Linked DNA regions of Homo sapiens: region 2 is linked to region 1. Evidence: read pairs that join two places in POLR2A ChIA-PET (ENCODE). Cell type or tissue: A673. All regions are shown on one strand. Each heading gives the region's core, and the rest is flanking DNA. Links, peaks and the distances in the headings are about the cores only. Region 1 has its middle 120 kb from the start of ZBTB20. Region 2 has its middle 180 kb from the start of ZBTB20.

Region 1 (16,475 bases), core at 3,785-11,784:
CATTTCTTCTGTGTCTTTAAAACATTTTATATTTTCCTTGCTTCTAAGGTATCTCTACGGCCATAATCAGAAACTCCCAAACTTCACTGTAGGTTTTGATGAGACACCTGTAATTAACTCCCAGCAATGATTGCCTAATTTAAATTGTAAACCCCTGGGACAAGCACTGGGTCTAATTATTCATTCTGTAGCCTACCTTGAGCAAACTTTCAGAACATCAAGCCTGGCTGTGGTCCCCTCTCTCCTGCCTGCCTTTATGTGCTGGTCCTCTTGTCGGTAAAACACTCTGAATGGAAAGTAAGGCTACAGCAAAACAAGTGAGCATAGAGCTTTATTAACAGAGGAACCTGATTTCATCTCTCTGCTTCAACTCCTTAGTCTCTGACTTCTTTATTCCACATGACTCTGCAAATCTACGTCTGAACTTATATTCTCCTGAAACCAGAACGGATGAAACTCATTAGGTAATGCCAGCGCTCTTTCTGATCTTCACCTCAAACCTCAGGAAACAAAGCCAAGCATGATATCCTCAGCTTTTATCTCCCTCATTTTTTTTTTTTTTTTTTTTTGCTTAGGCCTGGAAAGTTGCAGATAGGATGCACCTAAAATTGGAGTTTAGGAGGCATAGTTTTTCAAAGGGTTTTTACTAGGCAGGAAATGCCGTATCTTAAAGGGTAGCAGTGTGTTCCTATAGCTGGTACAGACATCTGAAGTAATTTAAAACCAACATGAATGATAACCAAATTTTCGGCCTATAAATTTACAACCAAGAAAAAGGAGTGGGCAATGATCAGGATTGCATATTCATTGTAGGAAAGCAATTAAAACTTAGATAATTCGGTATCTTTTGGACTTTGTTGGCTAACCAACAGCATAATAAATCACAAAATTATTATTTCAATGATTTAAATATATAACTGCAGCTACAACTTTGGAAATGTTGAATGGATAAATGAGGGCCTATGCTTTGGTCAGTAAAATGTAAGGCTTTGCAGTTGGCACCCTATGCCCAGCTTCTCTTCCTGGCACGGCTCTAGAATGGCACATACAACTTCCATCAGCACCGGCGTGTTCGTCATTTAGCATTTAGGAACACAGTGAATAGCAATTATCAGCCAAATAGCTGGGAAGTGAAAATGACCTAGTAATCAGAGTAAATATACATTTTGTTGTCATAGTATAATGTGTAAATATTGGAGAGGAATAGCAGAATATGGACATGCAGAATCTTTCTTTTAAGGCCTTGTATGAACGCAAATACTGTCTTGGCTCTCTGGCATGCTTTTGGATGACAGCTACTAAACATGCTGATTTAGTAAGTAGTAGGTCATCTTAATCATTTGCTCACTTACAGGTACCATGACCAGAAAAGGCATTGCCCTGATTTTTTATAAATCCTAAACTTGGCTCCCAATGACCAGGAGACATATGGAGAGATGATAGCAGCTTGGTGGGAGTTCAGACATTATAAACCTTGCACAGCCAGTTGCTTTAGCTGCTTATTCCAATCCAGCTGTATGTTAATTTTACAGAATCCTTCTTCCTTTGTTAAGCTGGAAAAATATGAAAAGCCACCAGTGTCATTTTGTTTATATTCATCTTCTCAGCAAATCAGATGGGGATAGTATCAATGTTGCAAAATGTTGCTAAACTGAGCACCTGGATTACATGCTGTGCTAAATAGAGACAGAGAAGAATAGGCAGAAATTTTATTTTAGAAACCTTTATGAGTGCAATATCCTGGGAAAATTAGGCTAACTGATGGGATTAGTTTATTAGCAAGGTTCTAAACAACAGACACACATAATTTCCCCACTTTTAAAATTAAGGGCTAACAGACTTGGAGAGACTAAATCAATAATGCCTCTATAGCAGAAGGTAAAAGAAAATGATGGTGGTAGTAAATATTTATTTTTTGTAGGCACTCAATATCCTTTTCCAAATTTCTTGAAACTTTTTGCTATTTTGGGGGTAGGAGGGAGTGGATCTTCTCCTTGCATTGAGTACAGTGTTGGTATTGGCAAATTCAGGTACCTGTCTCGTCTCTTTGGAAGTATGGGCTTCCCTGAGGTTCTTTCTGTCAGATTCTCTTTCTTACAGCTCCATGACAGGCAAGCAGTGAGCATGTGCCCTAAACTTAGCTAATTGCTCTCCTAGAAAACAAAACAAAAGGCTGAGTCCAATCATTCTAGGAGAGGATGTCCACGGAGATACTGCTGAGACTTTGGAAGGTACCTGGCTCTTGATGGTTTCTTCAGTCTTCTTTATGATCATGTACATTGTCCCATAGCTTCCTAATAATACAATTCTTGCTCAAATTAAGTAGGCTTGCTTCTGTTGCTAGCAACCAAAGAACCTTAATTAATATAGTTTTTAAATTCTACTTAAAATGCTGCAAATAACTACTTCTCACCAGAGCAGAGGGTCAGAGAAACCACCATGTTTGGGGTAGATCTTTGGTAGTAAGAAGGTCAATTGGAATATAGAATTATAATATTCAGACTGTGTAAATCATAAGGAAAATCTTAAGATCTCAAAATAGTGGTTTCTGCCCATGTTTCTAGATCTTTCTCTGCTTCATCTTCTCACTGTTTGATTAATTAGGATGGAGTTGAGCCATCCATACTTTTTGGCCTAAACAAGGCCCAATACATAAGATAAAAAATTACTAATGAAATCTTGATTCAATGCATACCCAAAATGTAATCTATAATCAGGGAAGTTTGCAAAGAAAACTGCACCTACTGTGCCCAGGGAGAATGGTTTTCCTTGTCAGTATCCAAGCAGCAACCAGGGAGTTAGGCTAGTGCAAAAGTAATTGTGTTTTTTAATTTTTTTGTCTCTACAGAACTCTAATATAAAAATATTTCTTAACTAGGATTTACAAATTTTTTGTCTTAGCTGCTGCAGGGAGTCAAACATAAGGTACTGTTTCTGCCCACAGAGAGCACATAACTTCTTTGAAGAAGTCGCCAGACAAACTAGAAAGTTCTGAGAAAGACGATAGGGGCTGGATGTGGTGGCTCATGCCTGTAATCCAGCACATTCGGAGGCCAAGGTGGGAAGGTCACTTGAGCCTAGGAGTTCAGTACCAGCCTGGGCAACATAGCAAGACCCATCTCTACAAAAAAAATTTAAAAAAATTTATCCTGGTATGGTAGAACATGCTTGTGGATAGCTCACAGTGCTATCTCCCAGCTACTTGGGAGGCTGAGGTGGGAAGATCACTTGAGCACAGGAAGTTGAGGCTGTAGTGAGCCAAGATTGTGCCACTGCACCCTTGCCTGAGCAACAGAGCAAGACACCCTCTTAAAAAACAAAAAAGAAAAGAAGATGGATGGGAAGACTTTGTAGAGAAAAATAGAATTCTTTTCTTTGAGAATTACTGTTCACCTTCAGTAAGCAGCTGATTTCACAGCTCAGGCTAGACCTAGATGGTGTCACTGCTTCTTAAGGCCAGTGGTCTAGCTGATTTTATCCAGGATGGCCTCTGCCAAAGAGGACTAGGGCTGACTTTAGCCATAGGTAGGGGTGTGTGTGTGTGTGTGTGTGTGTGTGTGTGTGTGTGTGTGTGTGTGTAGGGGAGTGACAAAGAGAAGATAAACATCTGTGTGCTGTTTTCCATTAGTTTCCCTGAAAGCAGCAATGGAAGTCAAGTGTATCACAAAGCAATTTCCTTCCTAAAGTTGTAAATTGCTGTGAGGAGGAAATTTGTGAAAAATTGATAGTGATGTACAAATAATAAAACAAAATGTTTGAACTGGAGCCCAGGAGATGAGCATTCCTCTCTATTCACTTATTCTTTCTTGTGGCCAAGCATGTCTGATCCTTTTAGAAGGGCCGTTTGCCGATAAGTCTAATCCCTGATATTTATTAGGTCTATTTGCATGTGGCTAAATCAGCTAAATTAATTATATTTGCTTGCTCTTATTCTGTGGAATAAGAAAGCAGTAAAAGTGGTATTTTTCCAAGTTAACATTCTGAGACAGCATGAGAAAGAATTAGGATTCAGAATAGAGAACCCAGAAATAAGACTGCACACCTACAACCATCTGATTTTCAACAAACCTGACAAAAGCAATGGGGTAAGGATTCCCTATTTAATAAATGGTGCTGGGAGAACTGGCTAGCCATGTACGGAAAACTGAAACTGGACCCCTTCCTGACACTGTATACAAAAACCAACTCAAGCTAGATCAAAGACTTAAATTTAAAACCCAAAACTATAAAAACACTGGAAGAAAATCTAGGCAATACCATTCAGGACATAGGCATGGCAAAGATTTCATGACGAAGATGCTGAAAGTAATTGCAACAAAAGTAAAAATTGACAAATGGGATCTAATTAAACTAAAAAGCTTCTGCATAGCAAAAGAAACTATCAACAGAGTAAACAGACAACATATAGAATGGGAGAAAATTTCTGCAATCTATGCATCTGACAAAGGTCTAATATCCAATATCTATAAGGAACTTAAATAAATTTACAAGAAAAAAACATTAAAAAGTGGACAAAGGACATGAACAGACATTTCTCAAAAGAAGACATACATATGGCCAAGATATATATGAAAAAAGCTCAACATTACTGATCATTAGAGAAATAAAACCAGTATGAGATACCATGTCACACCAGTCAGAATGGCAATTATTAAAAAGTCAAAAAATTCCAGATGCTGGCAAGGTTGCAGAGAAAAAAGAATGCCTTCACCCTGTTGGTGGAAGTATATATTAGTTCAATCATTGTGGAAGACAGTGTGGTGATTTCTCAAAAACCTAGAGACAGAAATACCATTTGACCCAGAAATCCCATTACTGGGTATATATGCAAAGAAATATAAATCATTCTATTATAAAGACACTTGTACATGTATGTTCATTGCAGCACTATTCACAATAGCAAAGACATGTAATCAAACTAAATGCCCATCAGTGACAGACTGGATAAAGAAAATGTGGTACATATACACCATGGAATATTATGCAGCCATAAAAAGGAATAAGATCATGTTCTTTGCGGGGACATGGATGGAGCTGGAGGCCATTATCCTCAGCAAACTAATGCAGGAACAGCAAACCAAACACTGCATGTTCTCACTTAAAAGTGGGAGCTAAATGATGCGAACACATGGACACACGAGGGGGAACAACACATTGGGAACTGTCAGAGGGTGGGGTGTGGGAGGAAGGAGAGGATCAGGAAGAATAGCTAATGGATGCTGGGCTTAATACCTGGGTGATGGGATGACCTGTGCAGCATACCATCATAACATGTTTTTCTGTGTAACAAACCTGCACATCCTGCACATGCACTTAAAATAAAAGTTGGAAATAAAAAATAAAATAAACACAAAAAACAAAAAAAGTAGGGTTTATGATAACATTTAAACCTTTTACTACCTTCATTGTAATAAAATGTAGGAGACAAACTATTCTCCTTTGTTTTCTTTTTTTTTTAACCATGTAATGTATTTTTATTTATATTATATGTACAAAAAATCTGAATTCAGCATTTTGTTATAGAGTTAGGACAGGTGTTTGTGAAATTTCAATTTGTTTTTTTTTTATTATACTTTAAGTTTTAGGTTATCCTTTGTTTTCCAATGGGGAGAAACAAAGTAACCTTCCACATATGTCTCTTAAAGTCAGAGTTGGAATAGGAAGTCTCATCGAACTTCAAAACAGCTTGATTCACTAGGGCATGTTGCCTTCCTCTGAGCATAAAATAAAAATAGCCCAACTTAATCAAACAATGTTTGCCAAGTTCCAGTCTTTAGGGAACTTTTATTTTTATAGTCAAGAGTAGCACACACTTTATACTAGGCAATTTTAATGGCAGTATTGGGACAATCTATACTATTGCTTCACAAATGGAGTACAAAAGCCTGTGGGTATATTTACCTATTAAAAGTGGTGTTAGAGAAGGAGAGCCGATCACACTAGAAAATAAATGCCTGGTCACTGCACCCATTTGGGAAAAATCTCTTGTTTGGTTCTGAAACTGAAATATCATTTGCAATGCTTTCCCTTCCCTGCTAGTCCTTTTAACAATAGTAAATTATAACTGCTACGAGGCAAGGACTACATCTTGTCTCTGCTTTTCAGAGATAAATGTTTGCTGAATGAGTGAAGAGATGAATGTGTAAAATTATAAGCAATCTTTAAGACAAAAAATATTTTATATCTCTCTGAGTAGCAAGTAAGAAGTATATAGCCAAATTGAATCCAACAGTAATGTAATTATAGTGTTTTTTGAGTAATGTAATAATAGTTTTTTGAATAGGTGCTTCATATATACTAGTTGATGTAATCATCAAAATAAGTCTATGGACTAAGTATTATTGTTAGTGCTATCTCACAGATGAAAAACTGTGGTACAGTGTGATCAAGTCACTTACTTATTGTCTCACAGCTAGTAAAGGGAGGAAGAAGGATTGGAATCCAGACCTAGTGCTGCTGCTATTTACTTACAGTTTGGTACACAAATTGCCATGGCAAATGCCCATCAGAGCATGAGGGTCTCAGCTGAAGTGCTTTACATAGATTACTAAGTAGGTGTACACTTTACCTGGACTATCCACATCATGTCATGAAGACCCCAGTCTTTTTTCCCCCAAGAGGGACCTCTGGAAAAATGAAATCCATCAGTTTGATTTCATTCAAGACATGGAAAAATATTTACTGAAAAGTCAACAAGTAAGCAGCCTGTAGATAAATTATAGAATTTCAGAGAAAACTTTGTAAAAGTGAGCATTCCAATGTCACTGCCAGCTTCTGGAGAAAATTTAGTTCCCATTTTCTTGGGTAGTTCAGGGACAGGGCAGCACTGTGGGAGACTCGGACTTGGATTCTTTATAAAATGAGACCCTTCCCATTTTTTTGTTTTTTTTCTGAATTACGGTTGGCCCTGGCCTGCAGGAGAGTCCTCAGATCTCTGTATAATATCATCCTGACATTGGAATCATTTTTACCTCTCAACAGCAAGTTGGAGAGCCTTTCCATAAGGATTCCTTTTTACATTGGATCAGTGAGACACATAAATTGTGTCCACTTCTCCCCATCACCTACTTCTATTTGAAACAAACACTGGGCAGGAAGAGCCCAATTACCTAGGTTCACAGTGAAAAAGAAAGGTCATTTCCATTTCCCTTCTCCCATCACTGCTGAAGTGGTGTTCCCTGCACTGAAGTTTGCTTGTTCTGGAGCCTGCCTTCGTGCTGCTAGGGGTGAGCTCTGACGGAAGAAAGGACATTTAAGAACACAGAATCCTGGTTTTCTCTAAGCAAGATACTTAGAAAAGAAAGAGATAAATCTGTAGTTTGATTTAACTTGGCTTTTGTTCCATGAAGGTTTGTTTTCTTTTTGCACCTTTTTATTAATGCATGTGAGAACCTATTTTGAAAGCTATCAGGCAAACTTACTTGGCCCTAGAAACTCTGATCCAGGAGAAAAATCCCAAGAAAATGTCATTGTGTGACATGACACAGTATGATGAGGGCGCTAGAATCAGGGGGTGCAGAGGTGCCTTGGGATGTCTAGGGAGGGAGGATGACACAACAGCAAAGATGAGCCAGTAGGTCTTAGAGACTGGCGGTGCGGTGTCTTAATTCTGCTTTAGTGTACAGTCCTTTGGGGAGGTCACAATCTGGATGAAAATCTGGACACTGTCCATTTCTACCATCTTGTGTTTAAGTAAGAAGGGAAATAAAATGGGCCCTCAAGCTCCACCATGACTACTTCCCACAGAGTGCCACACACCCCATTATTAGTACAATTCCAGAAATATGTGTGATGCTTTCCGTTGCCTCTAACTTGACAAGTGTGATTCGCAAATCTCTAAAGAATTCTATTCTGCTAAATATTCAGGAGGGTGTCTGACAGAGTGAAAGAAGGAAAATTAAGCAGAGAAAAAAAGGGCCAGGCAAGAGAGATAAAACATACAGTTATTGGAATTTATAAAATAGGAGATAATGTTATTCATACCAAATATTTTATCATATTGGGAAAAAATAAATCTACCATATCAATTAACATTTTGTCATTTTTTCATCAAACTTAATATTTCAGAAAAAAGGATAATCAGTTTATGACAGCATGATTCCTTTATAAGTCCTTTAATTTTATTTTATTTAGAACATTTTTGGGATAAGTAATTTGGAGAAAGTATTTCTGTTTCCTAGTGAGAGGAAAACTCCACCTCTTTTTTCATGGTGTGATGATTCTAGTCCAAACGCAATGAATTTCTGGAAATGGCAAGTGAGACACTTGTTGCCATGGTGATTGTTAATAGTTCTGACTCAGATATAGTGTTGCCATAGCAACTGCATTGAAGCCCTTGGGTGGTGGTGCGGTCTTTTTTTTTTTTTAATCAGCAGAAAGAGGCTAGGAAGAACCATTTTAGTAGCTTCTTGCTGCACTGCGGTGACGAAGCTTTCAAGGCTATTTCATCCAGATGAAAGATCATCCTGTTCCTGCACTGATGAAACAGATATGTTACACTGTGCAGGATAAATATAGTCCCATATATCATAGTAGCAAGCACATTATCTTCCTGTTAATGAATTCTAATTTTCTGACTGTAATGGTTTCTAATAACACAGGTAGTCTCAAGTGAATATCTTGAAGAATCCTTAATGTCACTGCCAATACAAAAAAATTAAAGGTCAAAGACTGAATAGGCCCAAATCATGGAGAGGTAGACAGTTTTAGCTTTAATGCATCCCTATAAGGACAAGGCACATGGCTGACAAAGCATTTTGAAGGTCCTTTTGGAATGGTTGGGGTTTGGTCGTCTAGACTGAATGCTTGTATACCACTTTACATATATACCCAGTTCTTTTTTTTTTGAGACGGAGTCTCGCTCCGTCACCCAGGCTGGAGTGCAGTGGCGTGATCTCTGCTCACTGCAAGCTCCGCCTCCTGGGTTCACGCCATTCTCCTGCCTCAGCCTCCCGAGTAGCTGGGACTACAGGCGCCCGCCACCATGCCCGGCTAAATTTTTGTATTTTTAGTAGAGATGGGGTTTCATCACGTCAGCCAGGATGGTCTCAATCTCCTGACCTCGTGATCTGCCCGCCTCGGCCTCCCAAAATGCTGGGATTACAGGTGTGAGCCACCATGCCTGGCCCCAGTTCTTAAAGTAATGATTGGCATGCAGGAAATCCCCAATGAATCAATTTATCAGGTAATGGATAGTAGTGTTTATTTGTCCCGAAGACCATTCATATAACTTGGCATTGTTTTAAGGCCTTTACTACATTCTTTTGCACTTAAAGACAAGTGTGTTAAGCAGATCTGTGTTCCTGAAAAATGGATAAATTGATGCAATTTTCTTATGTCAGGGACTATTCCCGCTTTCCAGTGTGAACTATCCAGGATCTGACATTCTCAGAACCCTTAAACTTTCATTCAGGTGTGTGAAACCGCTGGAATTGAATTTAAATGCAATCCCTTTGTGTAGCCCTTTCTGTAGTTAGCAGATTAGAACAAGTCTCTGAGAATGTCCTCGCTGCTGAAACAGTAGTTCAAAGTGATGGGATAGCAACACTGGCTAAACTCTAAGATTGGCTTCTCTCATATTTAGTTCACTCTCAACTGCCCCTTATTTTTGTTTTCTTTCTTTTTTTTTTTTTTTGAGACGGAGTCTCGCTCTGTCGCCCAGGCCGGACTGCGGACTGCAGTGGCGCAATCTCGGCTCACTGCAAGCTCCGCTTCCCGGGTTCACGCCATTCTCCTGCCTCAGCCTCCCGAGTAGCTGGGACTACAGGCGCGAGCCACCGCACCCGGCCAGGAAGATTTTTCTTTTCTTTACTTTCAACTCTCATGGTCTGTCCCTTGATTCACAAAAGCTAGCTCTGTTTTAGATAAAAAATTGGGCGACCCCAACATCTATCTGTTGCTTTTTCATGGTAGCCCTCATTATGTCTTCTCCTCTTTTCTCTTTCCTTTTTCCCAAACAATACCAGTTTCTTTTTGAAAAATCTTTTTTTTAAATTGTCGTTTAAAACACATAACATAAATTTACCATCTCAAACATTTTTAAGTGTACATTTTAGTAGTGTTAAGTGTATTCACATTGTTGTGAAGACTTCTGTCTTATTTTCTAATTTTTATTTTTAAGTTCTGGGGTACATGTGCAGGATGTGCAGGTTTGTTAAAGAGGTAAACGTGTGCCATGGTAGTTTCCTGCGCCTATCAACCCATCACCTAGGTATTAAGCCCAGCATGCATGAGCTATTTTTCCTAATGCTCTCCCTCCCCCACCCCACCCCGCAACAGGCCCCAGTGTGTGTTGTTTCTCTCCCTGTGTCCATGTGTTCTCGTTGTTCAGCTCCTACTTATTATACCTGGTTAAAAACTTGTAACACAAGACAAGAAGGTGGAAGTAATGAGGACGTGGGAAGGGGAAGTTTAAGTGTAGTCTCTACAAGTGAAATATGGTTGAGAAAAGAGGCAATATGAGTAGAGTGCTGGCTATAGTGTATATGAACTCTGTACAGAGTGTCAGAAAGCCGGGAATGGGCCATTTTAGCACAGTAGAAGTTCATAGAAATCCAAGTAAAACAGTTGCAGACATCAACCCAAATCAGTTGTATATCTGAGAAGAGGATTTAGCCAGTGCTTAAGTACAGGGAGTGGGAGGCAACATGGTGACTCTGGAGGAATATTCAGCACAAAGGAAATAACAGTATTTTGAAGTCTTAAAAGAAAAGGCAGGCATAACTTTGAAAATAATTTAGTAACATTCAGAAGAAAATTTTAGAAAATAGACTTTTTTTGTTTTTTTTTGAGACAGAGTCTCGCTCTGTTGCCCAGGCTGGAGTGCAATGGCATGATCTCAGTTCACTGCAACCTCTACCTCCTGGGTTCAAGCGATTCTCCTGCCTCAGCCTCCTGAGTAGCTGGGATAACAGGCGCATGCCACCATACCTGGCTAATTTTTGTATTTTCAGTAGAGATGATGTTTCATCATGTTGGTCAGGCTGGTCTCGAACTCCTGACCTTGGCATCTGCCCACCTTGGCCTCCCAAAGTGCTGGGATTACAGGTGTGAGCCACCGTGCCTGGCTGAAAATTGACTTTTCTTAGAAAATGCAAGACTACCTTTAGGAAAGAGCATAAATCTGAAAGCACTGTAGGATAAGATGCAAAGGCAGATGGATGAAATAACGCTTAACATGTCTAACACTGTGCCCAGCCCTATGGATTTGAATAAATCACCCTTAACTAAGAAGCCATTGAATGTTAACACATACAAATGCATAGAAATCAAGACAGTATGCGATTACCTGTTAAGGACCTATAAAAATGACACAGATTGTTTGTGCTCTGGGCAGTCGGAAAAAGGTGAGATCATTGTTATCTGGAAGTATCAGAGAGAGCTACAGAGTTTGGCTCAATAGGAGAGAATTGGGGATTTAGAAAGGGACAGGGGCACGAGCAAAAGCTTTTACTTGTTTTGAGCAAATGGCATCCTCCTCAAACTATCCTCAGATAATCTTATTCTTACAGTCTTATTCTCATAAATGTTAACATTTCAAAATCTGACAGCACTTTCTGCTCACTATCATCTTACCTGGACTGCTTCTGATCCTTTTAGACTAGGTTCAGTTCACCTATCTCCTGTTCACAGACTCCTCTCAGGCAGGATTGTAAAACATTTAATGTCTCAATCATACATTTGTTTTTCTAACTGAAGTCCAATCAGGCATTTTTCTGGCAATCTCCTATCATAATAACTTTGTATGGTAGTCAGGGTTGATGATAATCATTCCATTTCATAGGCAAGAATGCTAAAATGTTAAAAAATTTTCATAGACTTTCCTTCCATAAAGCAAGAAAATTTAAGAGTCTGGACTTATATCCAGAGTTTTTGATTCCCAGTCTCAGGCTCTTTTGGCAACATTATTAACTGAGCAGTAAGAATAAGGGAAGATAAAGGAGGTAGAAATGGGCAAGTAAATATGTTTGATTATTTTTTTAAAGATGGGAGTAGGACTATGAATGTTTAAAGACACCAAGAAGAAACTTGTCCCACTGCCTTCAAAAGACATATCTACCCTAATTATTTATTCAGCTATGGATAAAGGATGTTAACATTAGAGTGTCTTTTTTTTTTTTTAAGGAAAAAAGAATGTCACGTGTTGGAATTGTGACACAGATTTGGCAATCACAGTTATGGCAATGGACAGTCAAGAAAGTTACATCATATTCACTTACAAGGCAGAATAGCATGCTCCTTATGGCTGCCTTCTACAGTGCTGCTAACCATGGTTGATGTAAGGCAGTTGTAGCCACATCTTATTGATAGTAGAGAACTGCTATGGGAAAGCAAGATTCTGGGATGACCAGAGGGATGGTGTGAAGTTTTCACATAACAATATAGTAGTTCAGTGTAGTCAATCTGGCTAACAATCTGATGTGACATTTCTCAATTCATTTTATTCACATGTATAAAAGGGTTCTTGTACTTTCTTGATACATACACTTTTGATGGTTGAATACATTTTAAATTGCTTCAATCTGAAGTCTTCCTTTCTTATTTTTAATATTTTCTAGCTTTAGCAATCATCGTATGCTCTTTGTATGTCATGGACTTTTATACACATTTGATTTTTTAAAAAATCTACAATCTCAATAATTCCATTGTCACTTCTCCCTGTTTGAAAGGTGTGTGAGGAGGACTCATACATGGGTGTGTAAAGGACATTGGTTCTGTGAGAGCAAACATGGTAACTCTTCATTCATTACCCATGAAAACTTAGCTAAACTTGATCACATTTTCAGAGTGAACAGTTAAAAAAAATAACATGCTTTTTAATTTTGTTTTCTTGTACCCAGAGAATTACGATTCAAACTTTAGGAACTCACAGTATTGACAGCATTTTAGACTTAAAGAGAACCAGGATGCTGGATAAGCCTGACTTTTAGGGCTTATCTCATATTCCACCTTGAATGACTTCCCACTGTCAGAAATAATAATTCTGAACCCTAGAAGCAGTTGGTAACCCTCTCATTATTTTAATGTGCTTTGGATATACATAATAAAATATGTGATTTTCTTCCTTTCTTTTCCATTGAATTAACACTAATTGGCCATCGCTGTCTAGCTGCTGGTTCCATGTTGGCCCTGTAACCCCTAATTCTCTTCAATATTTAGGCTCTTAGCAGAGAGAGCCATCTTACCTGATAAACAGACATGGGCCCATCTCCTTGAGGACAACTGCAACTGCCTCAGAATTATATTTGTTTCCTAAGGCTGCTGTAACAAAGTACCACAAACTGGGAGGTATAAACAGCAGAAATTTATTGTCTCATAGTTCTGAAGGCTATAGATATTCAAGATCAGAGAGTCAGCAGGGTTGGTTCTTTCTAAGGGCTGTGAGGCAGCCTTTAATTTTTAATTTTTGTAGGTACATAGTAGTTGTATATATTTATGGGGTACATAAGGTATTTTGATACAGGCATGCAATACATAATAATCACATCAGGGTAAATGGGGTATTCATCCTCTCAAGCATTTATCTTTTGTGTTATAAATAATCCAGTTATACTCTTGTAATTATTTTTAAATGGACAATTAAATTATTTTTGACTACAGTCATCCTGTTGTGCTAGCAAATACTAGGTCTTATTCACTCTTTCTATTTTTTTTGTACCCATTAACCATCTCCACTGCCTCCCCACCCCCACTACCCTTCCCAGCCTCTGGTAACCGTCTTTCTACCTGTTATCTCCATGAGTTCAATTATTTTAACTTTTAGCTCCCACAAATAAATGAGAACATGCAATGTTTGTCTTTCTATGCCTGCTTTATTTCACTTAACATAGTGACCTGCAGTTTCATCCATGTTGTTGCAAATGACAGGATCTCATTCTTTTTGATGGCTAAATAGTACTCCATTGTGCATATGTACCACATTTTCTTTAGACATTCATCTGTTGATAGACACTTAGATTGCTTCTAAATCTTGGCTATTGTGAATAGCCCTTCAATAAATGTGGGAGTGCAGATATCTCTTTGATATACTGATTTTCTTTCTTTTGGGTGCATACCTAGGAGTGAGATTGCTGGGTCTTATAGTAGTTCTATTTTTAGTTTTCTGTAGAACCTCCAAACTATTCTCAATAGTGGGTGTATTAATTTATATTCCTACCAACAATATGCAAGGGTTCACTTTTCTCCACATCCTCGCCAGCATTTGTTATTGCCTGACTTTTGGATAAAAACCATTTTAACTTGAGTGAGATGATACCTCATTGAAGTTTTAATTTGCATTTCTCTGATGAACATTGATATGGAGCACCTCTTCATGTACCTGTTGGCCATTTGTTTGTCTTCTTTTGACAAATATCTATTCAAATCTTTTGCCCCCTTTAAATCAGATTATTAGTTGTTTTTCCTATAGAGTTGTTTGAGGTCCTTCTATATTCTGGCTGTTAATCCCTTGTCAGATGGGTAGTTTGCAAATATTTTCTCCCATTCTGTGGGTTTTCTCTTCACTTCCATTTCCCCCATTCTGTGGGTTGTCTCTTCATCTTGATTGTTTCCTTTGCTGTGCAGAAGCTTTTAACTTGATGTGATCTCATTTGTCCACTTTTGCATTGGTTGCCTGTGATCGTAGGGTATTACTCAAGAAATTTTTGCCCACTCCAATGTCCTAGAGAGTTTCCCCAGTGTTTACTTTTAGTAGTTTAGTAGTCTGAGGTCTTAGATTTAAGTCTCTATAACATTCTGATTTGATTTTTGTATATAGCAAGAGATAAGTGTCCGGTTTCATTCTTTTGGTAAAGGCTTTTATTTAATTAATAAATGAGAAAACCAGTAAGATGTGACAACTAGTTCCCAAAATGATTTAAACACCACACATGTGGGTAATAAGAAGTAAGTTTACAAACACATGCAAAACTGGTCAATATCATTAGGCAAAATTTCACCAGAAATAAAAATCATTTGCTTTTCTATGGACAAGAGTCATTTGCATTACTTACAGAGTTGTAAAACACCTTAAAGACAATAAAAGGTGCAGGCTTCTCTGAATGAAATAAATGGAAAGAAGTGCTTTACAGAATGGCAGGTAATCTATTTTTGTCCATTTCAATATCCTTTTCAGTTTTTCTGACATAAATATTGGAGTCCTTTGTCTCAAACAGAAGGTTCTATGGAATCTCAATTTATAGCCCATAGGAAAAGCAGAAATGAGGCAGTGGCCGCAGTAGTGGCAAGAGGATGAACAACAAATTTGATGCTTTGAAAGATGACAACAATAGGGACCATGATCAGAATGAAGAAAGCAGCACACAGAAAGATACTGAGAAAGAAAAAACACAATGGGACAAGAATAAGAGCAGTAACAAGAGGAAGGCTGTTGTCCCTGGACAGGCAGAGCATCCCCTGCAGTACAACTACACTTTCTGGTACTCCAGGAGAACCCCTGTCTGTCCCACCAGCTCACAGAGTTATGAACAGAATATCAAACAGATTGGCACCTTTGCCTCTGTGGAGCAGTTCTGGAGGTTTTATAGCCACATGGTATGTCCAAAGGATCTGACAGGCCACAGTGACTTCGATCTCTTCAAAAAGGAATTAAACCCATGTGGGAGGATAATGCAAATAAAAATGGTGACAAGAGGATTATTTGGCTGCGGAAGGGCTTGATCTCCCATTGCTGGGAGAATCTCATTTTGGCCATGTTGGGGGAAAAGTTCATGGTTGGGGAGGAGATCTGTGGGGCTGTGGTCTCTCTTCACTGTCAAGAGGACATTATTTCAATATGGAAAAGACTGCCAGTGACCAAGCAACCACAACGTGAATCTGGGATACACTTTGGCGAGTGCTTAACCTATCTCCCAACACCATTATGAAATACAAAACTCACACCGACAGCATCAAAACGCCAGGCAGCCTGGGCTCCCAAAGGCTCCTTTATCAAAACCTCTGGAAGCTGCGGTTGAATGTGCCATGACCCTCTCCATCTCTGGATGGCACTATCCTTGAAGCTGGTGTCATTAGAGTCTCTTGTTCTGTTGGTATGCTACCTGGAAGATCCTTCTATCCTGGACAAGATAATTAAAAGAGCATTTTATGTTTTAAGAACAGGCTGACACACAGCAGCTACAGCAACAGCTGAGATTGCTCAATAAATGGTGCTAAATTTAAAAAAAAAAAAGAGAGAAGAAATGCAGAGTCACTTTGGTTGAAATGAATATAGAGGCTTCTGACTAAGCTTTCTTGGACTCCAGAGTTTTGGGGATCTGTATAAATCACATTTAGGAAACCACTAGATGATTTCTACAACTACTGATTGGCCTTACTGATTAAACTTGGTGCCTCAACTTTCCTTTAGTTGTTCCCACACCAAAACATTGTCCACATATTTCTACCCACTCCCTACTCCCTGCCGCCCACATGGATGCTCTGCTTTATCAAGAAACCAAGACATCCCTTTCAGAAGACTTTTTCATCCTTACAAATTT
Region 2 (16,475 bases), core at 4,214-12,213, 51 kb after region 1:
TTCCTAATTGAATACCCTTTATTTCCTTCTCCTTCCTGATTGCCCTGGCCATAACTTCCAACACTATGTTGAATAGGAGTGGTGAGAGAGGGCATCTGTGTCTTGTGCCAGTTTTCAAAGGGAATGCTTCCAGTTTTTGCCCATTCAATATGATATTGGCTGTGGGTTTGTCATAGATAGCTCTTATTATTTTGAGATATGTCCCATCAATACCTAATTTATTGAGAGTTTTTAGCATGAAAGGTTGTTGAATTTTGTCAAAGGCCTTTTCTGCATCTATTGAGATAATCATGTGGTTTTTGTCTTTGGTTCTGTTTATATGCTGGATTACATTTATTGATTTGCGTATATTGAACCAGCCTTGCATCCCAGGGATGAAGCCCACTTGATCATGGTGGATAAGCTTTTTGATGTGCTGCTGGATTCAGTTTTCCAGTATTTTATTGAGGATTTTTGTATCAGTGTTCATCAAGGATATTGGTCTAAAATTCCCTTTTTTGCTTGTGTCTCTGCCCGGCTTTGGTATCAGGATGATGCTGGCCTCATAAAATGAGTTAGGGAGGATTCCCTCTTTTTCTATTGATTGGAATAGTTCAGAAGGAATGGTACCAGTTCCTCCTTGTACCTCTGGTAGAATTCGGCTGTGAATCCATCTGGTCCTGGACTCTTTTTGGTTGGTAAGCTATGGATTATTGCCACAATTTCAGCTCCTGTTATTGGTCTATTCAGAGATTCAACTTCTTCCTGGTTTAGTCTTGGGAGAGTGTATGTGTCGAGGAATTTATCCATTTCTTCTAGATTTTCTACTAGATTTTCTAGTTTATTTGCATAGAGGTGTTTGTAGTATTCTCTAATGGTAGTTTGTAGTTCTGTGGGATCGGTGGTGATATCCCCTTTATCATTTTTTATTGCATCTATTTGATTCTTCTCTCTTTTTTTCTTTATTAGTCTTGCTAGTGGTCTATCAATTTTGTTGATCCTTTCAAAAAACCAGCTCCTGGATTCATTAATTTTTTGAAGGGTTTTTTGTGTCTCTATTTCCTTCAGTTCTGTTCTGATTTTAGTTATTTCTTGCCTTCTGCTAGCTTTTGAATGTGTTTGCTCTTGCTTTTCTAGTTCTTTTAATTGTGATGTTAGGGTGTCAATTTTGGATCTTTCCTGCTTTCTCTTGTGGGCATTTAGTGCTATAAATTTCCCTCTACACACTGCTTTGAATGTGTCCCAGAGATTCTGGTATGTTGTGTCTTTGTTCTCGTTGGTTTCAAAGAACATCTTTATTTCTGCCTTCATTTTGTTATGTACCCAGTAGTCATTCAGGAGCAGGTTGTTCAGTTTCCATGTAGTTGAGTGGTTTTGAGTGAGTTTCTTAATCCTGAGTTCTAGTTTGATTGCACTGTGGTCTGAGAGATAGTTTGTTATAATCTCTGTTCTTTTACATTTGCTGAGGAGAGCTTTACTTCCAAGTATGTGGTCAATTTTGGAATAGGTGTGGTGTGGTGCTGAAAAAAATGTATATTCTGTTGATTTGGGGTGGAGAGTTCTGTAGATGTCTATTAGGTCTGCTTGGTGCAGAGCTGAGTTCAATTCCTGGGTATCCTTGTTGACTTTCTGTCTCGTTGATCTGTCTAATGTTGACAGTGGGGTGTTAAAGTCTCCTATTATTATTGTGTGGGAGTCTAAGTCTCTTTGTAGGTCACTCAGAACTTGCTTTATGAATCTGGGTGCTCCTGTATTAGGTGCATATATATTTAGGATAGTTAGCTCTTCTTGTTGAATTGATCCCTTTACCATTATGTAATGGCCTTCTTTGTCTCTTTTGATCTTTGCTGGCTTAAAGTCTGTTTTATCAGAGACTAGGATTGCAACCCCTGCCTTTTTTTGTTTTCCATTTGCTTGGTAGATCTTCCTCCATCCTTTTATTTTGAGCCTATGTGTGTCTCTGCATGTGAGATGGGTTTCCTGAATACAGCACACTGATGGGTCTTGACTCTTTATCCAATTTGCCAGTCTGTGTCTTTTAATTGGAGCATTTAGTCCATTTACATTTAAAGTTAATATTGTTATGTGTGAATCTGAACCTGTCATTATGATGTTAGCTGGTTATTTTGCTCATTAGTTGATGCAGTTTCTTCCTAGTCTTGATGGTCTTTACATTTTGGCATGATTTTGCAGCAGCTGGTACCGGTTGTTCCTTTCCATGTTTAGTGTTTCCTTCAGGAGCTCTTTTAGGGCAGGCCTGGTGGTGACAAAATCTCTCAGCATTTGCTTGTCTGTAAAGTATTTTATTTCTCCTTCACTTATGAAGCTTAGTTTGGCTGGATATGAAATTCTGGGTTGAAAATTCTTTTCTTAAAGAATGTTGAATATCGGCCCCCACTCTCTTCTGGCTTGTAGAGTTTCTGCCAAGAGATCTGCTGTTAGTCTGATGGGCTTCCCTTTGTGGGTAACCCGACCTTTCTCTCTGGCTGCTCTTAACATTTTTTCCTTCATTTCAACTTTGGTGAATCTGACAATTATGTGTCTTGGAGTTGCTCTTCTCGAGGAGTATCTTTGTGGCGTTCTCTGTATTTCCTGAATCTGAATGTTGGCCTGACTTGCTAGATTGGGGAAGTTCTCCTGGATAATATCCTGCAGAGTGTTTTCCAACTTGGTTCCATTCTCCCCGTCACTTTCAGGTACACCAATCAGACGTAGATTTGGTCTTTTCACATAGTCCCATATTTCTTGGAGGCTTTGTTCATTTCTTTTTATTCTTTTTTCTCTAAACTTCCCTTCTCGCTTCATTTCATTCATTTCATCTTCCATCACTGATACCCTTTCTTCCAGTGGATCGCATCAGCTCCTGAGGTTTCTGCATTCTTCACGTAGTTCTCGAGCCTTGGCTTTCAGATCCATCAGCTCCTTTAAGCACTTCTCTATATTGGTTATTCTAGTTATACATTCGTCTAAATTTTTTTCAAAGTTTTTAACTTCTTTGCCTTTGGTTTGAATTTCCTCCTGTAGCTCGTAGTTTGATCGTCTGAAGCCTTCTTCTCTCAACTCGTCAAAGTCATTCTCCGTCCAGCTTTGTTCCATTGCTGGTGAGGAACTGCGATCCTTTGGAGGAGTAGAGGTGCTCTGCTTTTTAGAGTTTCCAGTTTTTCTGCTCTGTTTTTTCCTCATCTTTGTGGTTTTATCTACTTTTGGTCTTTGATGATGGTGATGCACAGATGGGTTTTTGGTGTGGATGTCCTTTCTGTTTGTTAGTTTTCCTTGTAACAGACAGGACCCTCAGCTGCAGGTCTGTTGGAGTTTGCTAGAGGTCCACTCCAGACCCTGTTTGCCTGGGTATCAGCAGCAGTGTCTGCCGAACAGTGGTTTTTCGTGAACCGCGAATGCTGCTGTCTGATCGTTCCTCTGGAAGTTTTGTCTCAGAGGAGTACCCGGCCGTGTGAGGTGTCAGTCTGCCCTACTGGGGGGTGCCTCCAAGTTAGGCTGCTCGGGGGTCAGGGGTCAGGGACCCACTTGAGGAGGCAGTCTGCCTGTTCTCAGATCTCCAGCTGCGTGCTGGGAGAACCACTGCTCTCTTCAAAGCTGTCAGACAGGGACATTTAAGTCTGCAGAGGTTACTGCTGTCTTTTTGTTTGTCTGTGCCCTGCCCCCAGAGGTGGAGCCTACAGAGGCAGGCAGGCCTCCTTGAGCTGTGGTGGGCTCCACCCAGTTGGAGCTTCCCGGCTGCTTTGTTTACCTAAGCAAGCCTAGGCAATGGTGGGCGCCCCTCCCCCAGCCTCGCTGCCGCCTTGCAGTTTGATCTCAGACTGCCCTGCTAGCAATCAGCGAGACTCCGTGGACGTAGGACCCTCCGAGCCAGGTGCAGGATATGATCTCCTGGTGCGCCGCTTTTTTAAGCCCGTCGGAAAAGCGCAGTATTCGGGTGGGAGGGACCGGATTTTCCAGGTGCCGTCTATCACCCCTTTCTTTGACTAGGAAAGGGAACTCCCTGACCCCTTGCACTTCCTGAGTGAGGCAATGCCTTGCCCTGCTTCGGCTCCCGCTAGGTGCGCTGCACCCACTGACCTGCGCCCACTGTCTGGCACTCCCTAGTGAGATGAACCCAGTACCTCAGATGGAAATGCAGAAATCACCCGTCTTCTGCGTCGCTCACGCTGGGAGCTGTAGACCGGAGCTGTTCCTATTCGGCCATCTTGGCTCCTCCCGACATTCGATGTTTCACCATCAAGTATGACATTAGCTGTGAGTGTTTCATCGATGTCCTTTATCAAGTTAAAGAAGTTCTCTTCTATTCCTAGTTTAAGTGTTTTTATCATGCAAAGTTGTTGGATTTTGACACATGCTTTTTCATTGTCTGTCAAGATAATAACATGGTTTTTGTCCATTATTTGATTCATGTGCTGTATTGATTGCTTTTTATATGTGGAAGCAACTTTTCTTCTGGGGTAAACCCATATTGTGGTGTATAATCCTATTTACATGTTGTTGGGCTCAGTTTGCTAATAATATTTTGTTATTGGTGATTTTTGCGTCTATATTTATGAGGGATATTGGTCTGTACTTTCATTTCTTGTGATATCTTTGCCTGGTTTTGATATCAGGGTAATATTGGCCTCATAGAAAATGTTAAAAGATTGTTTTGATAGTGTTTGAGTTGGTGTTTTAACATTAAATATTTTAAGTAAGACAGTGGTGCTGAAGCTTAACTTGGTCAGCGGTAATATAATTTTTCAGCGAGATCATTCCAAAGCATGGTGAATGGATTAGAAAATGCAGGTGAGACGTGGAGCCTGGGAGACCAGTGAGGAGTTAATGAAATGACTCAAATTGGAAAAGATAAGCTTCTGAATTGAGGTTGTGAGCATGAAGAGTTAAAGAAAGGACTAAGTACAAAACATATTCAGGAGGTATATGACACATCTTATTTCTATCTTCTTTAAGTTGTCTTTTCTTGGTTTTCAAAGGATAGGTATACAGGCCTTTGAGGTTCTTTTATTTTTATTTCTGTTGGTGCTACTGCTCTCCCTTTCTTTATGACACTGGTGTTAGGGAAATTATTATCTTTGCCTTTATAAAGCTGAGACCAGATGAATTTTAGAAAATAAACTTTGCTAAAGAACCCAGAGAAAAACAAAAGAGCAATAAGAAAACAAAGTGTGCACAAAATGCGTCAAAACACTATTAGTCAAACATATTACAGGTTTCTGACACCCCAGTAGCTAATTCTTAGCAGGCAAGCAAGCCCAGTACAAGGGCCTACCCTATACAAGGGTCAAACCCAGGAAATTCTTTTTTTTTTCTTTCCTCTTATGCCCCTTGTACCAGAGTTCACCTCCAAAGAGATTATCTATAAAAAATAATGAGTATTGCAGATGTTTGATGAGCCATTCTTGGTAAAACAATTGCACTTTCATTAAGAGTCTATCATCATAGAAAGAAATTGTCTGGGAACAGAGAGTCATTTTCTATATCCCTCAAAGAATAAGGTCACTTAGGAAGTCCTTTCTTTCCTATGTGGCAGTGTTCAGTCTCAGATATTCTGCATCTTGGTAGAGATATCAGCTGTCTCTTCTGTCTCCCAAAGGAGACAGAAAGTGATCTACTCATTTATTCATTAAACTAACTCTTTTTATGACAGCTCGCTATGTATCTGTCAGTAACTTGCTGGGCCTTAGGTTACAATAAAAAGGTCCATTCATTGTCTTTAGGAGGCAGGAGTTGAGGGGACCAGGGCCAACACCTAGAGGGTCATTGTAGTACAGTATGATGAGAAAGATGATAAAAGTAGATGTAGAATGCACAAAGAAAATACATCTCAGTTGAACATAATGTGAAGAAAGAGTGTCTTGGAAGGCTTCATGGAAGGAGCAATGGTTTGTCTTTGAATAATTTGTAGTGGTTAGCCAGGAGGAAAAAAAGGGGGAAATCACTACTGGGGAAAAGCATTAAATCAATTAACTAAAAACTACTTAGATTTTGCACTTATTTGCCTTCATGGTACACTAAAATTCTCTTTGAAGTGTCCAAAATAGTAAACCAACTAGTCAACTGATAGAACACTGGAATGAGGCTCACAGATTGCTTAGTAGAATAAACCCTTCCACAAATTGCTGTGTCTTCCTAAGCCTTAATTATTTTAACCTTAAAACAAAGGATCTGAACTCTATGACCTTTTCTGTGCTTGCATTGTATGCTCTTCCTAAGAGGAATAATCACTTCTCTGGAAATGTAGAGATATCCAGAAGGGGCTTTTTGGAGTATAACTCTAATCCTGGGATAGTTGGAGAGTTTTTTGGTGTGTGGGAATTGAGTGGACTGGAACTGTAGGTAGCCTCAAACGCAGTTCTGTGGCTTCAGCACCACTTATTTGGGAGTTGATCAGAGGAGGGAAAGAAGGTAGAGATGGTTGTAATGACTTGGGTTGTAGGTGATTCAGAAAGGAATTTGAAAAGTTTAGTTATTGAAGATGCTTTTAATCTATTGATTTACTTTTACCTGCTCTACACATAGTTTTTTCTGCCATTCTGGAATTCAGAAACTGTGGTCTTACATAGCAACAGTGGGGTGTGTGCATCTACTCAAAGCACTTATGGGCCAGAAATTCCATTAACTTGTTGTTGTTGTTGTTGTTGTTGTTGTTTTTATCCCTAAGGAATCCTTTATCTTGTTATTCCTGAGTTTTCCAGAAAGGAAATGCAGAAAGTGTTAACTGCAGAGATATCATTCTTGTGGAAGATGCCTATAAATGTGAATTGTATACCAGAAACACAAACTAGTGTCCTGGGCTTAGTGCAGGAAATGTTTGACTACATATGGCTACTATATTTAAAGATTACAAGTCATAATCTTAAACTAAGATTTAACATACAAATTTGAATTCCTAGCTTCTCTGTAAAATCAGAAGATTTGACAACATTGGATCCCTGATCTTAATGACAACAATTAGTTGTACTTGAGTAGTAGATGCCCCATTTATACGGGGGATGTGCTCATAATTTTAATTCATTGTGTTTCAGTTTTTCTACTTTTAAATTAGAGGATAATAAGGGAACTGCGTCGTATGGCTTTTTTTGTGGATTAAGTAAATCAATATCTCTAAATCTCCTCAAACCATGCTTGGTACAAAATAGGTGCTATATCAATGTTTGCTCTGCTAGTGATTATTATCTCTTCCCAATTAAACATAGTCTTCACAACTCTCTATTGTCTTGCATCCATCCTGAGTTACTCATTTCCTGCCTGGCTCCTATAAACATTTGTGTTTTGATCCCTGCTGTTGGCTTTTAACATTTGTGAATTTGACATCTGTGATTTTAACTACTCTAAAGCCACCCAAATATCCATGACTCATTGAGATTTGTGATTTTGTTGAAGCAATAATTAGAATCACTCATCTCGAAAGCCTGGTCAGCAGAAACAAACCACTTAGCCAGTGAGTGGGCGTAGCTCAGCATCCGCTTCTCATGTGGTGCTGTTGTTCTGTTTTATGCAATAACTCTCCTGAAGGGGTACCTAGAAGGGGATGTCTATTGTAGTACTCATTTGGCCATCAATCCATGCCCTCTGTGCACCTCAGGATCTATAATGTATCTTTTCACTGTGATATAATGTTATCCTTGCTTCCACAATAAACACTCTAATAAAATGCTATCCTGTGACTCAGAAAGTTGGAACATTTGAAAAATAAATATAATTCCAAATGCAATTGTGTATTCACAATTAGAAAAGAAGGAAAATGGGGATCTAGTTAGAAACTAAAGTGGCGGCACAGGGAGAACCCAAAAGCTCAGTTTTTTAATAGACCCACACTGAAGACAGCAAGAAGAGCATCAAAAGTGAATATAAAAAGAATGTCAGGCACCTGGAAAAACAGTCAAGGAAAGCAAAAGTCCAGCAGGAGTGCACTTAAAAAAATCAAACCAAGAGTAATACAAAGGGCTTGGGCTGAAGGAAGAAGAATATAAAGTACAGGTGAGGTCTGCTGCTGCAGAAAGATTAGCAGAGTGATAGAGACAAGGCAGAACTTCCTGAATCAGGTCTTGTGATCATCTTTTCTGGTAACTGAAGATGTCCAGCATTGAAATGGGTTGCCTAGTACAGTTGTGAGGTTTTGACCATTGCAAGAACTTCAGCAATGTCTAGAAAATTACTAGTCAGGGATGTGGTGCCACATAGCCTGGCTCTTAGATCTTCCTCTGCTCTGGTGGATGAGGATAATGAGCTCTGCAGGAAGGCCCTGAATCCCCCTCTTATACCCAGGAAGTATCCTAGGATGGACCCTACTTTCTTTTTTCCTATTGCTTCCTCTCTTATGTATGCCTCTCTTCCTACCTCCTTTAGATTAAGGTTTTGTTTGGCTCTAAGCTTTAGTTTCACTATGGGATATGATTTTTTCAGAGATCTCCTGGGTCTGTTTTACTCACCCAGAGTAAAACCACTCATCTAGGAGAAGAATTAGCATATATGTTATCATAAATCTAATGACCAAATGAAGGAATATCATTTTTTTCTTTATGTCAACGGGCATATTTTTCTTTTCTATTTGATGAGCTTTCACTGTAAGTAGGCCAAATTGCCCTTGTAGATAGGTTCATATAATTGGAAGACTATGACTTTATAGTATTTGGAGAAAGCAGACACACCTTCCCAGTAAGGGCTTGGGAGAGAAGGTGACTACAGAAATGGCAATAAAAAGGGGAAAATGTTATTTTTCTGTTGTCCCTCTCTCTTTATACTGGAGTAAGTTTCTTCTTGTTAGCAAGAAGGCATGCGGCTTGGTCTCCACCTCCCCGGTGGCAGGTCTTCAAAGACCAGAAAGGACTCTAAGGTTTGACCACAGCAGTATGTTGTGGCTGCTTTCAGGAGTCCTGCTGCTGCTGCTGTGACATTTCTCGTTGGCTTTACAGATTAGGCTGGAAATGTAAAGTAGAAATGGGCTGTTAGCTAAATGTAGCCACAGATACTGCCTGCCCAGCTCTTGGCTACTTTAATAGGAATTGCTGCTTGATCACAGGAGCATAATTAATGTGCCTCTCTTCCCAGTTGGCATGTTGCCTTTAAATAATTGGCTGAATATTTCCCTCTACAATTCTCAATTTCCTTGTCAGAAAATAATGAAATTCTTAAAATATATCGGAGTGATCATAATAGGTTACTTATTATGTGTATACTTTCAAGATACAGAGGAGTATTGCTGAAACCTCACATTGGAAAGGCGAGGTAGAAGGAAAGATAGCAGTTTTTTCTTGGCCTGAAAAGATATTTCTAGGGCATGGCATTCCATAGAATATGCTGAATGGACAGTCTTGTGAAACTCAAAGTCAAACAGTGAAGTTCTACTCTACTGAGCTGGCATTGTGAGTAATCTGTTAATCTCTGCCTGGTATCTTTAACTCTTTCTCTGTTTTTGAGCCTCTGCTAACATCTACTTCTTGGATTCTGTTTATTTCTCTTTCTCTTTCTCCTTCTGTATTCTGTAACTTAGCATCTGCACTTCAGTTTGTCTCTCTTCCATTCATTTTCACACTGGTCCCTTTTCCTCTGTCTTCTCTGTGCATATACCCACCTTCTCTGTGTCCATACTCTCCCCAGGCATTGACACGCCATGTTGATATCTTTTGCCACACACCTACGCCCATATACTTCCTGCACATGATGACTTCCATTGTGCCTTTGTTGGTCCTTGTGTCCCAGTGCTGACTCAGTGTGGCTCCCTCTATAATTCTGTGTTGGTGTCCACTTGGATCAATGCTATCCGAGGCTGACATGTAAACAAAGCACCACTCAAAGTTGATCCCATAGAGCATAAAACATGGAAAAAGATCTGGGGAAAGAGAGGCAATGCTATGTGACTCCAAACTCAGTAACAATGACTCTTTACCCTCAGTGTTCTTCATGAGTTACTTGGCACAGGAAGTCTTTTTAATGAGCTCTGAGTTCTTCCCCCACATTAAATGTCTCAGTTCAGAAACTGTTCGTTTTTGTTTTCTGCTTTCTATTATTTGTACAATGATCTAAATGTTTTAACTTCCATTTGCATGACTTTCCAATTTGTTCTGGTATTTATCTTCCAACTTAAAACTTTCCCCAGGGAGAGTTAGTTCCCTTTTTTCTGTTCCACCAAAGCAATTTGTTCATATTTTTATTGTGTCACTTTCTCATGTTTTATTATAATTACATGTTTACATATACCACTTTCTTTCAATTTTCTATTCTATTTTCTTTTGGTCAATGCCCAGAAGACTATACAGTCACAAAAGAACTGACTTCTTTAAATGTGTGGTAGAATGTGGTCACCACTGTCCTCCAGAAGCCCCTAAATTGATGGAAATAGAAAATTCCTAGTTCCTGCAGTGCAGGTTTAGACTTTTTTTTAAAGCTGCACAATCTGAAATAAAGGAATCACGTAAGCAAGACTTTTGTGCCCAGAACCCTTGCAATGAGTCTGTATAATGCTCCTTGCCAAGAAGCATAATTACTGCCCTACGTGGAAGCATCAGTTATTTCTAGGCACTTATGTGGCCCTTCCTATAGGGCAGTAGATAAAATCTTTGGAGACTCTTGTTTTGGATACTTTGATCTGTTGGTTCCTTTCCCCATGCTGACTGCTGGCCAACACATCACTCTAATGTAGGAGGGTCCTCAGGAGCTTTGTCCCCTGGGAAACAGAAAGGGTCCTCAGGTAGCTTTGTTCTCTCTGATACAACCCTTTGTCTCCATAGTTCTCATATCATTTTGATTTTTGAGAAAGCTTGGGCATAGAACTGGTTAATGTCCGTGAGTTTTATCCCCTTATTTCCTCAAATCTAGGCTTTATCTTTTTAGACCTGGTCTAGAATAAAATTTAATAAATGAATTTGCCATAAAATCAGTTTGGTGTTTTAATTTTTATTATACTCACAGGTTCTGCCCACATTCAAGGGTAGATGATTCTTATATGGGTAGTATGCACCAGAGGGTGAAAATCCATTCTCATCAATTTTTAAAGTATTTTTGTTTGAGACTAAAGTTGGTAATATTTTGCATGGCCTCTTCAACCAATACAAATATATTGATCCATACTTACTGCTGTATTAATGTACAAAATATAATTCCTTCACTTAAGGAGTTAATCATAATCATGTTAGAAAGAAAGAACATTAGATAGGAAGAGGGGAGTTAAGGTAATCTATATGAGCTGTATGAAGCATATGCAAATACTGTAAAACATAGTATGTTAGAGGAATTAGCAGTCTGGAATAGTATAGACAACTTCGTGGGGAAAGGGGATATAAATGAGGGACAGAAGCAAACATTGACCTGTGTAGAATTTTTATTCCTCCACTGGTTACTGACTTTAGGTACTCAGGAAATAGAGCACAAAACAGGAAGAATGACAGACAAAATAATTGAATTCATGTGGTCAAGGGTGCCATTTACAAGACAGTCACGGTGGAGAGCACAGGTGTTGAGGGAGAGATCTGTAGGCAGTATGGGGAGAGCTGCTGTCCGAGGTTCTGAACTACAGTTGGTTAGTTCTCCTGTCCTTGCCTATTTGTCCAAACTCTCAGGAATGCTGAACCAGGTTTGGGCAGAGGTGTTGATAGGAGAAATGGGAGAAAGGGAAAGAAGATAGGGAGCAGGGAGTAAGAGATTTTTTTTCCAGTGAAATAACCACTAAGAGCTATGACAGTTTGCAAATAATTGCAAAGATGGGGGGGGAAAGCCATAAGTAATCTCAGACTAAATGTTAGATAACTCTTATCAATTTTCCATCCCTGCATAACAAACTTCCACAAACTGGGTGGCTTAAAACAACACAAATTTGTTATCATAGTTTTCATAAGTCAGGAATGTAGGCACAGGTTAGCTGGGTCTTTTTTCAGGGTCTCATAAGGTATAAACCAATGTGTTAACTGAATTCCTTTCCTTCCTAGAGCCTGGAGTCTTCTATCAAGCTCAGGCAGTTGTTGTCAGAACTCTGTTCTTGTAGTTTAGGACTGAGGTCCCCACACTCCTGCTGGCTACTAGCCAGGGACCACTCTCAGATCATAGGGGCTGCCCACAGTTCCTTGTCACATGGGTCTCCAAATCTTTATAACTTTAAGAAGGATCTAGTCATCTTTAGGAGCTCACTTAATTGAGTTAGGTCCACCCAAACAATCTTCTTTTTTATTAAGTTGAAGTCAACTGATTAGTAACCTAATCATAGAAGTGATATTCCATTATATTGACAGGTTCTGCCTCCACTCAAGGGGAAGGAATTATATAGGTTGTGCACATTAAGGAGTAGAATCTTGGGGGGTCATTTTAGAATTCTGTCTACTACAATGAGCAAAGGAAAAAGAAACTTGTGTAAGAACTTCCATATTAAAATTATTTTGGTTGCAAGTGGCTAGGTCAATCATAAATAACAAGTTAAAAAGGAACTCATTGGACATATGCTAGACTATCTTGTAGATTCCCAGGAAGAGTTGAAACACTAGCCTTTGGGAAGAGTAAATTCTGGGGAAACTCTAGAGACTTCAGTTAATAGAACATTTTTCCACAGCACCAATGCTTGACTTAAAATAATTTGTGTCTCTCAGTTCAAAAATATAAATTTTTCTGAGACAGAATTTAGGAATAGGTATCCACCTTGAATCAATCAAATACAACTGAGGGAAGACTCTCATACTATAGACATAGCTTATGGATCCATGCCTGTATATTGATTCTAGTTATCAGAAAAATTGTTATTATTGTGAAATTTCCAGCTACCCTAAGATGAGTCTATGTCACAAGTGAGGCAGAATGATGTGATGTTGGCAAGTATCAACAATTGTATATAGACAGCATGAGAAATATCTTCGAGGTGGAAACAGTGATTAAAGCGTTATTGTCAGTTGTTAAATTAACATACTAAAAATTTTGCATTTTATTTTTTTCTATTTTCACTAGCTTTCTTCAAATTTTTAATTAATATATCTATTTTATTTTTATTTTGCATTTCCAATACCCCCATTTAAATACATTTAACCACAACTTATATAGTTTTATTTACTTTCAATAGATTTAACATGTTTCCAATAATAGGATACTTACCCTTCCCACTTTGGAAATTTGGATGTAGGGAGGAGATATTCCCTGTTCTCCAAGTACTCTTATACTATGCCACACTTGTGAGATGGATAAAAATTGATAAGCCAGGAAAAAGTAATTTGGAAAAAGTTTTGGCATTTTGTGTTAATTATACCTGTCATTGGAACACCCTCTCTGCCATCATACTTTAGCTGTTTGACACAGGGGGATTTGACATGACAGTTTCTGATGTTAATAAACAATACTGAAAAATTATATTTGTTGTGCTTTTGCTGAAGCATGGATTTGAGTCATGTGTACTGAGAGATTTAAGGGTAGTGGTGAGACACTGTTGGTAAGTGAGCATAGCTGACCACACAGATTGTGAAAGCTTTAAACATTCATTATGTCGTTACTTCTGTTACTGTTACTTAATGCTGTTGTAGATTTTATAAGGTAGGAGGAATTAATTGCAATAGTGATATTCACCTTGATTCATTAAAGTCCCAGAATGTATTTATTTTATGATATAATGGCTTCATGTATAGTTTAACATTCATATAATAGTTAGATTATAATGTACTTTTCTATACATGATCTCTCTTGATTCTCACCATAATGCTTTGAAGCATTCAGATAAACCTTGTTCAGAGAAAAGAACTCAAAGGAGGTTCAAACAGAATGTATCAGATTCTGGAGCAGAATTCTTGTCTTTTTGACTTCTACTCCTGCATCTTTTTCCCACAAGAATAAAAAAAAATGATGCCTTTGTATCTGTCTGAAGTGTGACTGCTGAGGAAAATAACAAAAGCCCATATTAACATACCTGTGAGTCTCAATAAATATTCATTGTGATGTTTAGCCCATTTTTTTCTCAATTGGGAGTCCATAGATCTCTCAGTTAAATGTGGAATAATCCTAGTAATGTTCTTTCTCTGTGGGCTTTGTTCTATAGACTTTGAAGCACAACCAAAATAGACTCATCCATTATAATTATTTTTACTTTTATTTCCAATATGGGCATCAGGGAGAAAAGATACTGAGCAGTAGAAGAGAAGTGATGAAGAGCTAGTGACAGGTTGGGCCTTAGGGGAATCCCTGGGGGTCCTACAATGCAAGACACCAGCCTTAATTAATAGAGAAGTGAATGGTATACAATTGTACACATATTTTGATTATATCTTCTGCTCCTTTGTTAAGTTAAACAAAAAATACTGGACATGAGTATGTGTGTGTGGGAGTGGTGTTGGTGACAAGGAGGGGTGGAAAGGTCAATGGTACATAACTGTTCCTATAGTCCTTGTTTAGCCTTGAACAATCTTATGAGCTAGTGGTTAGTCTGTTGACTCACAACCATGTTCTTCTTCTAGTTGGTTGATGGGGCAGGGGTTGTCTTCTGTAAGTGAGAAACAAATGAAATATGAATGCAGTGCCTCCATTTTGTATAGTTTATAGATACAGTAATGACTACTTAAACATAATGTTGCCCTAGGGCTCTGTGTGCTCCTGAAAGTCCATTGTGTTTAAGATGTATATAAAGCCTTAAGGCAATATTGCACCATCAGAGAAAAGATTTTTGCCCAGGCAATAAACGTATTGCTTTAGTGTCCTTCCACATTGTCAAATCCTTTGTATTAATATCCTTTCCCACACTTCTGTCTTTGCCACCTGTGATGTAGGTTTTAAAGAAAAGGCCTCCCATCTTGAGATGATTTTGTGATTTAGTGAAACTGTATCTTTGGTGCTTTACTTGCGCTCTTTTTAGTGTTTAGTATTTTAGTTTTTGGATTTCCTTCTCTTCTCTTCTCTTCTCTTCTCTTTCTTTCTTTCTTTTTCTTTCTTTCTTCTTCTCTTTTCTTTCTTTTTCTCTTTCTTTCTCTCTTTCTTTCTTTCTCCTTTTTCTTTCTTCTTTCTTTCTCTCTCCTTCCTTCCTTCTTCCTTTTCTTTTCTTTTCTCCTTCCTTCCTTCCTTTCAGCACAACCATTTTTCCAAGGTCTATTGAAAAGAAAGATTATTTTATAAATGAAATCACAATTAAATTGTGGTGATTTGGGGTGAGTTTTCGTTGGAAATTGAAAGTTTAATCAACCAACTGTTCTTGAACACTGGGTTATCCTTTCATAGATGAGGAAGTGGGTTCAAAGGAGGTCAGGAACTTAACTAATTAGTAAAGGATGTTAGTGAGATTTATCTTGCTCACAATTCTGATCTGACTTCATTTCTTGGTAATGCTTGTCATTGAGAAAATAATTTTTATAGACAGAAATTCTAATAATGGACTTTATGGAACTCTAATAGATGAGGGTTGAGAGGTCTTGAAAAGAACTCTCAGATTGGATTGTGTTTACTTATTATGTTCAAGGAAACCCCTACTGCGCAGAACAAGCTTTGGTAATAAGCAAATCCTGCTTCTCTCCCTTCATTAGGGAGGGCTCATTGAGGAAAAAACAAAGTAGCAGTGAGCTAGAGGTACAGAAGCACCTCTACTATGCAGTCTTGAAGTCTTTTGTTTTCTCCCTGCACTCATATGTCCTCTGGATCTAAACTTACCACAGCCTAGAGAGAGAGTCTGGTCATGCTCAGCATGGGAAAGTATTAAAAAATCTATCTTTCATCTTTCTGAGGGAAGCAGAACCACTCTTTACCTGCCTGAGAGTATAATTAGGGGTCAGTTGGGAGGACTGTTGAGTTGAGGCTATGTGCACAATGCTTAAGAGTGTGGAGTCTGGTATCAGCCAGACCCAGGTTCAAGCCCTGACTTTGCTATTTTTAACTATGGGACTTTAGGCCAATTACTTAGTTCATCTTCACCTACAAGATGGAATAATATCAGAGCCTACCTCATGGCCTTGTTGGGTGGATTAAGTAAGATAATGAATGTAATGTGTCTGACAAAGTGTTCAATAAATGTTAATAAATTGACATTTATTAACAAAGAAAAAGTGTTTAATAAATGTTAATAAATTGAAAAATGCTAATTTAAATGACTCCTGTGTGTGCTCCATATGATTGTTCTTTTCAGCCATAGTGCTAGTGGTGTGGCTTGCTTCTAAATTACTTTTCCTGATGACAGAGTGAAAAAAGTTGTGCGTGTGTGGAGGAGAGAGCGTATACCTGACTAAATAACATAGATACTAATATAACCAGTAGCCTGAGAAGAGCCCTGAGTATCCTTCTCTTGAGCCATAACCTATGAAGGAAGTCCTGCTTAGCTCTGCTCTGGGAGGGTAAATGTGCTATTTCCTGCAGTCCTGGCTGTGTGTTTTGTGTTCCAGGGTTAGCTCAGCCCCCTCTTTGCCTGTCTGCAGGGCTGTCATTGTGTGATTCATAACTCAATATTAACCACAGATGAGGGAGGAGTGGATAGGGGAATTTTCTTTCATGTGACATAAAGTAACTGGGATCAGGGTTTTTCTATAGAAGCATTAATTATCCTTGTCAGTCTA

What was found. ChIA-PET counts read pairs that join two places held together with the same protein. Peaks named below come from ENCODE experiments on the same cell type or tissue, not always from the same donor. Only the 100,000 strongest peaks of a DNase experiment are listed, where the experiment ranks them.
Region 2: POLR2A ChIA-PET joins it to region 1 with 7 read pairs; 2 of 35 experiments call an interaction of 5 or more read pairs at or near these places.

The regions. Positions count from the first base shown.
Region 1 is chr3:115,263,897-115,280,371 of GRCh38, forward strand. It overlaps the pseudogene EIF4E2P2. Among named protein-coding and RNA genes, the nearest start is that of ZBTB20, 120 kb to the left of the region's middle. In A673, for the core only: no CTCF peak of the experiment used is centred there; a DNase peak (open chromatin) is centred at 8,295.
Region 2 is chr3:115,314,275-115,330,749 of GRCh38, forward strand. No RefSeq gene overlaps it. Among named protein-coding and RNA genes, the nearest start is that of ZBTB20, 180 kb to the left of the region's middle. RefSeq lists an enhancer at 3,863-4,461. In A673, for the core only: no CTCF peak of the experiment used is centred there; DNase peaks (open chromatin) are centred at 7,327 and 9,957.